Regions from separate parts of the Mus musculus genome. Here region 2 is linked to region 1. A link is a contact called in ENCODE POLR2A ChIA-PET data. All regions are on one chromosome and are shown on one strand. The core of a region is the stretch at or near the end of the contact, and the rest is flanking DNA. Distances in the headings are between cores, read along the strand shown.

Region 1 (5,660 bases), core at 1,803-4,302:
GGCTGCGCTACAGTGAGACCCTGTCTCAAAAGAGCAAAACAACAAAAACTGTCAATGTGACATTTTGAAATATAAACTGTATTAAATCTCAGCTTTGCAGAAGTAGTGTATAAAGTTACTGTATTTGTTAAGTATGTTTCAATGTGTCTGTCTGCCTTTCAAAGAAAAGGGACTAGACTCTTGAGTGTCCACAGAAAAAGATATTAGTAGCAACAGGTATCAAAGGTGGCCCATGCCCCTAGAGGGAGATGTAAGGCCTGTTCATCCTCTTACCTTCGGCCCTGGTCCAGCCTTCCATGAGGACCCCGAGCAGGAAATCTGTTCAGGTGGCTCAGGTGAAGTGTGTGGGATGTCTGGAAGAGACTCAGAGCTGAAGAAAGGAAATGGCCGGTGACTCAAAAGCCCTAAAACCCCGTCCAGCTTCCTCCTCCTCTTCCTGTGTAGAGAAGTACCCCCTCTGTTCTAAGAGCATCTATATGAAAGGAACAAGTCCTTCCCTCCAGATTACCCCACCCTGCATGCCACCAGGACTCACGCTTCTGAGGGAAAAGGGGGGGAATTCGGTGAGGCTGAAAGATCAGCTGGGGCTGAGCTCCCAGGATCCCTTGCTTCTGGCCCAGAGCTGCCACGTGCAGAAGGGGAGGCGCTGGAGACTTCAGTAAGGGCTAGAGGAAAATAGCCGGCAAGTTTAGGGGATCCCCAGGTTGATACCATGAAGAGACATCTATCCCACCTCCTCAACAAAAAGGATTGTGCCCAAAAGTCAGACCACAAGACTTCCTCCTCTCCTCCCCATTGCAGAGGACATGCTAAGAAAAATACCTGGTTGGAGAGCGTCTGCACCTTGACAGCATTCCAGGGCACGGCCTGGCCTGGGTTGTATGCGGCCTTCACCAGCACCTTCTCCCCCAGCTGGGGCAGTCGACCCTTCACCACACTGCCAGCACACAAACCAGGAGGCCCCATCAGGAGGCACCCTGGACAAGTTATTCTGACTGCCCCCAGGAAGACCTTCTCCATCAAAATTTCTCATACCGTGCAGTAAGATAGCAAAGCAATGGCTTTAAAGAGGGGGCCCACCAGCACAGAGACAGAACTAAATGCAACAACCTTTCCGAGAACAGACTAGCCTCAAGCCTACCTTAGCTGAAAAAAGACTTCTTCATCTACCACCCCAAAGTAGTCATGCAAGCTGGTAACAATGCCTGTGAAGACTCGCTGCTTTTCCCCACTCTGCAAGAGAAGGATAGGTCAAAAGCAACAGGAAGTGACCTGAACAAAATCATGCTATGTCACTAGGGCCTCATCTCTAGCCACAGGGACTCGGCTCGTGGTATTACAGGAAAATTCACATGGGAAGAAAACCAGTGGGCACACAGCCTATCTGTGAAGAGGACAGACGCTAATACTTGACTTCATCCAAACCGCACCAAGACCTCTCTGGAGCCAGGTATTCAAGATTCCCCAACCTAAGAGTTGTCTGCGTTCCCCAACACTGGCCTACTACCAGGACAAAACCAAACCAACCAACCAAACAAAAAACCATTGTAACACAAGAAACAACACACAGCAGGCATCCAAACATACTAGGGTCGCCCCAAAGGGAAACTCGCTAGAAAGAGCACCCAACATACCTGAAGGTGCCTGGCATTTTGGGACAGGTCTGTGGCCACAGGAGGAGTAAGTAGACCAGGGGGAGGGCCCAAAAGAGATGTTGAAGCTGCGCCTATGGGGACAGAGAAGCAATCTCCAGGAATTGCACCTACTACCCGAAGCACTAGAAGATAGCCAGAGGATCTTATAAACCCAGAGGTCTAGGTGGCTCCAATCAGCTACTCAGACATTCAGAAAAACACCCAAGAGCCATAGTTTTTGAAACTGAGTCTCGAGCATGTTCTGAGTGTAACCAGTAAGGAGTTAAGCACCTGAGAAGTTGCGTCCCCCTGGAAGTGGGTTGATCCTCTGCCGCTTAAACTGGGACATTTGGAATACTGTCCTTTCAAGGTCTTGGGGGGAAACCTTCAATCAAAACAGAAAGAAGTTAGCAGCTCCAATGGAAAACTTCCATCTATTGGGGAGGGGGAGGGGGGATAGAAAATCTTAAGTAAAGCTTTTAAGGTGAAGAGGTGGGTCCTAAAATGGAAGAATGGAGAGGATGTAGAGGAGATGAAATTGGTAGTAACGTTACTCCAGTTTGTTCTCACAATAACCTAGTGGTGGGTGCTAGTGACATGCTGGTTTACAGACAAGGAAACTGGAGCTTTGAGATCCGGAGACTTGCCCAAGGCCACAAAACCAGGTAGTGACAGAGTGGGACTCACACCCAGGTCTCCCAACAACTTAGCACTCCTTTCACTATGTCACTGGCACCCCTTAGAGAAGCTGGAGGAGTGAGGGGCTGGAAGAGCTCCGGTGACATTCATTCATTCAAAAACATCCGCCAGAACACTCCACGCAGGGCCGGGGCAAAAAATAAAAATAAAAGGTGCGAGTAGCGGGTTGGTGATGCGGGCCCTCTCCCCGGAAGCCCGCCAGGCGTCTTTAGGACCCGCTGGTGGGAAGGGAGCTGTCCAGCCGGCCCTCGCCAAGCGGCCTGCACGCCGCTCCCTCCTCCTAGGTCCCGACCCTAGGCTCCGGCCTCCGCAGCCGCCTGCGCAGAGCTTTCCGGGCCGGGCCACCGAGAAGCCACCGTGGGAGGTTCACGGCGCGAGGTTTCTCCTCCTCCCGCCCGCCCCCAGGGCCGAGGCCGTTGCCAGGGCGACGGAGCTTGCAGTCCAGAGGGGCTCGGCTCTTTCCGCGACTGGCGCATCTTCGCCGTTCGGACCCCGCAGCCTCGCCACCCGAGAGAGACGGAGAGGCGGGGGCGCAGCAGGAGGCCCCCAACCCACCTGCGGGCCAGGGCCACGACACCAGGGGGACAAAGACACCCGGAACCACCGCAGCCGCCGCTGCCACCACCACCGGAAACGCCTCTCCGGAAGAGAGACCACTGGTCGGAAGCTGCCACTCTCCCGGATATGGTACCTCCCTCTTCTCCATCGACCTCTCCCTTCCCCCACACCAGCCTGCCATCCCGCTCCAACTGTGGAACGGAAGTGCGCCTTCCCAGATCCGATAATGCCTTCGGAAGCCGAGCTCGGTGGTGTCCTCTCTCAAGTGTCCCATCAGAAAAGTAAGCTCGAACCATTGGTTCCAGGTCTCAAAATGACTGGAACTGGACCCACTCCCACAAACACAAGGAAGGGGACTACCACTTACACACCCTGCTGTGCTCTACTAACCCCCAAGACTACAGCAACAAAAGAAGCAGGGCCTCCATTGGCTAGAGGAGGAGCGTGCCTACTGGGGGTCCATTTCCAGGGGATAGTCTTCTGACTAAAGCCAATGACCACCCCACCCCACCCCCATCCCTATTCCTGTCCTTTTCTTGACTGCACCATCAGCAAGGGGTAAGCATATCCGAAATCTATACCCAGACTCTCAAATATGAAACGTACACGATCTTAATGAAGTGGCTCTATCCAAAATCTTGCCAGAAATGTGGCTATTTTCACAACTATTAACAGTGAACACACACACACCTTCCTTTAACTTCTGGCCTCCCATCTCCCCACTCCTGTTTGCCTCCAGCATCACACCCTTCCCAGGTCATTTAACAGTCACAGCACACATTGAGAATGTTTAATGTTACTTCATCCTCCTAACAAGCTTATGAGGTAGGTAAGGTGGGTATCATGGTCCCAAGTAGGAAGCTGTGGCTCAGAAATTAAGAGACTTCGCTATGGTTAAACTCCAGGATAGAACACAGCATCTTAGAGTTGACCTTGCAAGTTATGTGTTGTTCCTCTCAATGTTCTTGACCTTCCCCCCATCCCTCATTCAGCCTTCAGGGGCTGTACTCCAGAGCCGTGACTCACTACAAAGGTACCCAAGGCAATGTTGTTCTTGGTCCTAGGGCTGCCGTCTCAGGTATGAGGAAGACATTAGAAGTCCACATTAGTAACTGTTCATTGTGGAATGAAGATCGGTGCCATCCTTCCAGTGACACCCCAAACACCAACCCTTTGGACGAATGATTCCATCAGATGGGGCAGACGGAAGTCCAACAAAGATTGCATAAACTTACATCTGCAACATGCTGACACACTCCCATACTAAACATGCTCTATGAGCACCTGATAAATAAGTCAATTCACATTGCCTAAGCCCAGAGATTTCTGATGAGGAGGAAGAGCCCTGGAAGAGTGCTGGAACTGCACTCAGGAACCTCTTGGGGATCCAGGGCTCCTTGCTTCGATGCTTAGAGATGGATTTGGCCTTCACCTTGAAGAGGAGCAAGCACCAATAGCTTTTCTTGGCAGTGCAGAGAAGCAGCAGTAAGCCAAAATGTGAGGGACTTCTTCCCAAGGTCACCAGGTACACCAAGAGGTCATACAGAAAGATTTTTTGCTCGTGGCTTCTTAACCACCAATGCTGGTATAAAGGTCTTCCGTTGGGAATGGCACGGAGTCCTGTCAGAGAGGTTTCTAAACTCCATCCTATAGAAAAGCAAAGGAAAGTTAGACAAGAAGAGAAAGAAAACAGACAAGAAGCTTTGCATACCTCCTGAGGAGAAGCTGCCAACCATGACAGACAGACTTCACCTACAGTAAAATACTTTGCCTGTGTGTCTACCTTACCAGCCCCTAAATTTCAGTGGTAAGGAGTGAGGGCTTGACACGTGAGGATGAACATGCCGCCCACAATCTGGTAGTGGCTTCGGGAAAGCCACTGTTCCCAATCTCATGTCATCTTCTGTCTCTTCACCAACAAATAGGGCATATTTTTGTTTAGTTGGGTTTTTTTTGGGGGGGTTGTTTTGTTTTGTTTTGTTTTTTTTCAAGTCAGGGTTTCTCTGTGTAGCCCTGGCTGCCCTGGAACTCACTCTGTAGACCAGGCTGGCCTCGAACTCAGAAATCTGCCTGCCTCTGCCTCCTGAGTGCTGGGATTAAAGGCGTGCGCCACCAAGCCCGGCCAAATGGGGCATCTTAACTACAAGACAGGACACTACCAACATCCTCGCCCAGCAGTCTCTCCCCACTGCCTAAATCTAAATCAGGCACAAGACTCACCTGGATCCAGAACCATCAGGGGGAACAGGAGGCTCAGGAAGTCGAGGGCTCCTCCAACGGAGCCGATTGAGCAGAACTTTGACCTTATCCCAGTGGGAGAGATCCTGCTGAACAGAGAATAAGGGCTCATCTTATTATAGTACATCTATATACTATACATCCCTAATGAAGCTACCAGGAACTTCACTGCCCAAGCAAATCACCTGCTCCAAACAGCAATCCTGTCATTTCCCTGTCATTGCACTTACACATTCCCATGTTCCCCCACCCTGCACCATTCTACTACCTGCTCCACATATATCCATCACTACCTTGGGTTCCTGGGAGGGTGGAAGGATGTGGGTTGGTTCCAGCAAGGCCTCTGGCAGCCTAGAGGGGCTGGTGACAAGCACCCCCACTTCTGGAAGTGAAGCTGCCTCTGCACCTTCTGAAAGAGAACTACATCATCTGGGGCCAGAAACAAGCAGGAAGCAGCCCCACTAAGCTACGGTTTAGGGGTCTGCTGATGGGACCCTGGGCAGGCACATAGGCAGCAGAATGCAGAGGAAG
Region 2 (5,129 bases), core at 1,628-4,127, 290 kb after region 1:
GTTACCTTTGACGGCAGGCACGTCCACCTCCATATCTTCTTCCTTGGGGCCAGCCGAAAAAGGCTTAGCCTCTGGCTCTTCACTCTCCTCCTTAAAAAGCCACCCTGAATGAGCCAGAGGCAGCTGCACTGGCATGTTCCGTGTGTCATTCTTTAGCCCCGGGTCATCGATGAACTGCCAAAGAGTTGGAGGGGGGGGGGGGTCACATGAAATGTCAGCACGTGTGCTTACATCACAGCCCGTTTCGGGACTTGTGTCTCTCTCTTTTCTTTGCATATGTGTACGTCTCACACAGAGGCAAGCTCGCTCTCCACTGAGCTGCACCCCCAGCCCCTCTTTAGTGCTCCTGTAACCAAAAGCTTGAACATGTCCCTGGCCTGGCTCCCTCAAAACCCTCTTTAGCAGCTACAAAAGAACCTGTCCCCCAGGCTCCTGGCACCTACGTCATCCTTCTCCAGCATGCGCAGGATCTGCTTGGTCTCTTCGTCTGTTTCTCTCTTCTCTTTTTTGATGTTGATGATATGAGAAGGTCCCATGTCGGACATGTCCACGGTCTTATCCCAGTTCCCTGCGGGAAATCATGCTGTCCACTAGGGTTCAATAAGGAAGACTGCCCACAGCGAGGAGAGCCCAACTTGGAATGGAGACTCCCACGCTCTGCCTTCTCAGGCAGTCTGAACTGCAACCCAGACCAGGTCCCTTCCTGGTACCTTTTTTTTTCATCATTTCTGCCGGACCCTGCTCGAAGATAGAATGGGACTGGATCACTTCCGGGCGGCCACGTCCCCGTCCGTGACCCTCACGCTGGCGGTCCCTGTCCCGTTCACGCTTTTCCTTCTTCATAGTCACTTCTTCTTTTGGCCTGGGAATGAGGACAGACAAAAGGGTCTGCCTCAGGAAATGGAGCCTCCTCGCTTGCCCCTTTCAGCCCGCTGAGCAGAGCTTGTGAGCCAGTAAGTACACTACGAGAATCGGCACCCAACCCTTCGCTATACCTTTGACATCTCCCATAAAGCACGGCCTTTAATTTCCTTCTACTTTACCGTCTTGTCAAAATGTGGGCCTTTTGTTTTGTTTGTTGGTTTTTTAACCCTCTAAAAGTAGAAAGGCTGGAGAGCAGAGGACCTTAAGGCAAAGTTGGAGAGTTCAGCCCCACCTCGGCAGAAACAGAAGGTAGCTGAAACTATAAGAGATGGAGCCTACTGGGTGGTTACCCAGCTCCTAAAGGAGAATAGAAACTCAGCCCTTTCCTCTCCTTAATTTCTTTCTTCCCTTGGGTATTCCGACTGCATTCATTGCCATACCATGAACCCAAAAGCAAGAACCACCTGATTGATCGTGGACTAAAATCTCCAAAACAAAATGTCCCTCTCTGTAAGCCAATTATCTCAGCTATTTATTACAGAAAAAAAACAAAACAAAACAAAAACCAAAAAGACCCTCTAATGCAAAGTGCCCTGGAGCTAAGCGTGGAGGTGTACATCTTAATCCCAGCACTCAGGACACAGGTCTGAGAGGCAAGCACATCTCTGGGAGTTCTAGGCCAGCAACCTACATAAGTGAGTTCCAGGACATGCAAGGCCATGTAGCGAGGCACTGTCTCAAAAAGAAACATGCCCCTATATAACCCAGGATTGAAGGATGAGAACCACTGGTGAATAAGCTAATAGCGTAAGTTAAAATCTCTAGGCCACACAACCTAATTACGTCCCCAAATTCAGAGCTAACCGGGGTGAGTACTGTTCATTCATTACTTACTCTTCTTTGATCTTCCGACTGATGATATTTGGGGTGAAGGTTTTCTGAAAAGTAAAACACAGTACTGTATTTTCGATGTGCTCAACTGACCAACAGTCCTGGGATGGCTTAGAGAGACAGGTAGACTATCACCAGTAGCCCCCAAGGCAAAGCTAAAATGCTTTATCCTGTGTTTGCTATTCCTTTTCAGAGCTACTCGGTACAGTTACATCTACTGTTACACACATAACAGGAGGGGACAAAGAGCAGTTACCGGCATGCCTAAGATTCATCACTTACTAGATTATTAGTTTTCAATACTGACATCCACAGAGTTATGAACACTCGAAATTGCAAGTAAAGCAATTTTGTCTGGCTTTCAAGGGATTTTGTAAGGAGCCCAGAACATAATAAGCACTTCCGGATGTCTTGAATCAACTAGATTCACTGTCTTTTAATTGCCTAGGAGACCCTGTCAGTGTCCTGTACCAGCACCTAGGTTTGCAGGTCTCTCTAAAGGCTGACATCCCACCAGGGGCCCAAGGCAGCACATGAATGAACATCACGAGTCGCCTCCCTACGGCCTGGGTGGGTTTCTATACAAACGCGCTCGCAGGTACCTTCTTGACTCCGCCAAGGGTGAGGTCCCGGGAGCGGATGGAGGGAAGGCGACCGGGCGTAAGCGGGGGTGCGGGCCGCCGGCCGATCAGCCCCCGGCCCCCAGAGAGAAGGGGTCGCGGCCCTCCAGGATTGCTGGGCTCGCCCGCCGCGTTTCCTTCCGACATGGTTCCTAGAAGAAAGTAGGCAACAAAGTGACTCCAAGGGCTGGACGCGAGGACCCTGGGCGGAACCGCACCCACGTGGCCTCCCGCCCCCCGCCCGTGCGTCGCTCTCGCTGCAGCTCAGCTCCTCCCCGTCCCACGTGGCGAGGCTTCCCGGAGCGCCCCACCCCTAGCTTTGGACTCCGTCACCTGCCCTTTCCCTGGGGACTTCGTGACGCACCTGCGTGGAGGCTCTGCGCCGAGTATCACAACCTCACCTCCGACTAGAGCAACCACGGGCCGCGGGTCTCCGGGCAAGGCGGAAGTCTGCGTGGCAAGGACCGGGCGCTGCCATCTTACCCTGGGGCGGAAGTGACATCAAGGGGGCGTGACCTGACCATAGTATTTATCCGACGGTGCCTCGCCGCCCTCCGCCTTCTCTTCCCGGTTCTTCCCGGAGTCGGGAAAAGCTGGGTTGAGAGGGCGAAAAAGGATGTGGGAGGTGGACTGTAAGCTGTGCCGGGGTGTGACTCGTGGGGGCGTGTCTCGGCCCCTGGCAGGGAGTAGAGGTGCGGTCCTCGGGGTCGGAGGTGGAGGGGCTCCAAGGTCGCCTACCTGCTGTATGTGGAGTCCACACTGCGCAGCCTCTGGGAGCAGTGGGGTCGCCGCTCGGGATGGGGCTCCGGACATAGGGAGCTTAGAGCCCTCAGGCCGTGGCTGGCTGCAGCCTCCCTGCGTTGACCTTGGCGTGGTCATTGCACCTTCGGGCTCGACCCTTTGCTCGCGTGCGCCTTCCCTTGCCGGTCCCTGGGGTCTTGGGGTGTCACCCTTAACGCAGTTTGGACAGAGCAGCCAATAGCTCTTCTCATCTACCTGGGCCCATGACTGCTTAGTCAAATCTGGGAAGCCTTTGGAACTGAAGTTTGCTCTTCAACTGGAAGGGTTTTTGTTTTTTGATTTTTGGTTGGGAGGTGTGGGTATTTTTAAGACAACCCTGCTCTGTAACCCTATCTAGTCTGGAACTTAAGTAGACCAGGCTGGCCTCGAATTTGCAGCAGTCCAGTCTCTTCACTCATCCCTCAGTTGTAGGGATTACAGATGTACACCACCAATCCCAGCTGAAAAATTTTTTTATTGTAATGTGTGGTTGCAATCTAATCTGGGGGGGGGGGAGTCATTTAATGTTACACTACAGCGACCCCAATACAAATAAAAAGGTTATGTAATTCTAGGGAAGGAACCTATTTCTGCTGGAATTCCATAGGCTGCTAGCATTAAAATATTTTTGATGTACTGTAATATTGTGCCACACAATAGTGTATTCTTTGTCGGAGACAAATGACCAATGGGAGGATATATATGTGCATATTTATATGTATATATCGTAACTTGTTTCCTTAATGGGGCACTTACTTTAAATAGGTATGTTGTTAGAAATAGCTAGTGTACATTTGATACATCCAACTTTTTTGCTTTCTTGTAGATTATATCCCTAGGAAAGAGTTTCAGAAAATGTACATATTAAAAGTATACTTTGCTGGGCAGTGGTGGCACACGCCTTTAATCCCAGCACTTGGGAGGCAGAGGCAGGTGGATTTCTGAGTTTGAGGCCAGCCTGGTCTACAGAATGAGTTCCAGGACAGCCAGGGCTACACAGAGAAACCCTGTCTCGAAAAACCAAAATAAATAAATAAAATGAAAATAGTAAATAAGTAAACTTCATTTTGATGTCATACATATGCAGTTATTTAAAAAAAAAAAAGGGGGGGGGGGAAATTATGTGACAAGCCAGGCATGTTGGTGCATGCCTGTAAACCCAGTACTTGGGAGGAAAAAGCAGGCAGGTCTCTGAGTTTACACCAGCTTGGACTACAAAGTGAGACACTGATGGTGATGATGATGATAATGATTCAGCAGAGCCCAAATTCTGTTTACTTTGTTTTCCACAATAGTAAGATCTAGCACTTATATCAAAACCAGAATATTGACATTTTTGCAGTCATGGTACAAGACATTTCAGCATGACAGGAATCCCTGAAGCCGCCCTTTCAGATACAGCCAGCCTCCCTTACTGCTGAGCCTTCTCTTCCTCCCACTCCTCCCCACACTAATCTGTTCTCCATTTCTAAAATGTTGTTATTTCAAAAGTATTCTAAAGATGGAGTCATACGGTATATGACTTGGATTGTTTTTGAAGAGACGGAGTCATCTTGTTATAAACCTCTAGTTGACCTGAAACTCACTGTAGAGACAAGACTTGACTTCAAACACTCAGGAAAGTATCTGCCTTGGCAGTGCTAGGATTGAGGGAATGTGCCCTCGTGCCCAGCTTCTGTGGCTACTTTTTATTTGTTTATTTATTTTAGATTTTATTTATTTCATGTATATGACGAATACACTATAGCTTTCTTCAGACACACCAGAAGAGGGCATCAGATCCCATTACAGATGGTTGTAAGTCACCATGTGGTTGATGGGATTTGAACCCAGGACCTTTGGAAGAGCAGTCAGTGCTCTTATCTCTCCAGCCCTTGTGGCTACTCTTTTATCCCTATAATTTTGTGGCTATTATCCAAGTGGTACATATCATTAGTTTATTCCTTTTCCTACTGCATTTCTATGATTTATTTA

The links. ChIA-PET counts read pairs that join two places held with the same protein, here RNA polymerase II (POLR2A).
Region 2: POLR2A ChIA-PET joins it to region 1 with 12 read pairs in Patski. The contact joins the promoter of Polr3d here to the promoter of Ccar2 in region 1. POLR2A ChIA-PET finds 5 or more read pairs at or near these places in 2 of 5 experiments (Patski and embryonic stem cell).

What each region holds. Positions count from the first base shown.
Region 1 is chr14:70,150,739-70,156,398 of GRCm38, forward strand. It overlaps Ccar2 (cell cycle activator and apoptosis regulator 2), which reads right to left and starts at 3,053. Exons shown (of 21, transcript NM_146055.3): 1 at 2,889-3,053; 2 at 1,926-2,019; 3 at 1,635-1,726; 4 at 1,142-1,233; 5 at 823-937; 6 at 536-665; 7 at 274-370. The coding sequence starts at 1,983. 9930012K11Rik (RIKEN cDNA 9930012K11 gene) reads right to left here. Exons shown (of 7, transcript NM_001112735.1): 5 at 5,423-5,538; 6 at 5,112-5,215; 7 at 3,667-4,538. The coding sequence ends at 4,430.
Region 2 is chr14:70,440,594-70,445,722 of GRCm38, forward strand. It overlaps Polr3d (polymerase (RNA) III (DNA directed) polypeptide D), which reads right to left and starts at 2,878. Exons shown (of 9, transcript NM_025945.3): 1 at 2,740-2,878; 2 at 2,358-2,527; 3 at 1,759-1,802; 4 at 711-862; 5 at 444-568; 6 at 6-174. The coding sequence starts at 2,522. Mir320 (microRNA 320) reads left to right here and starts at 2,917; the gene lies at 2,917-2,998.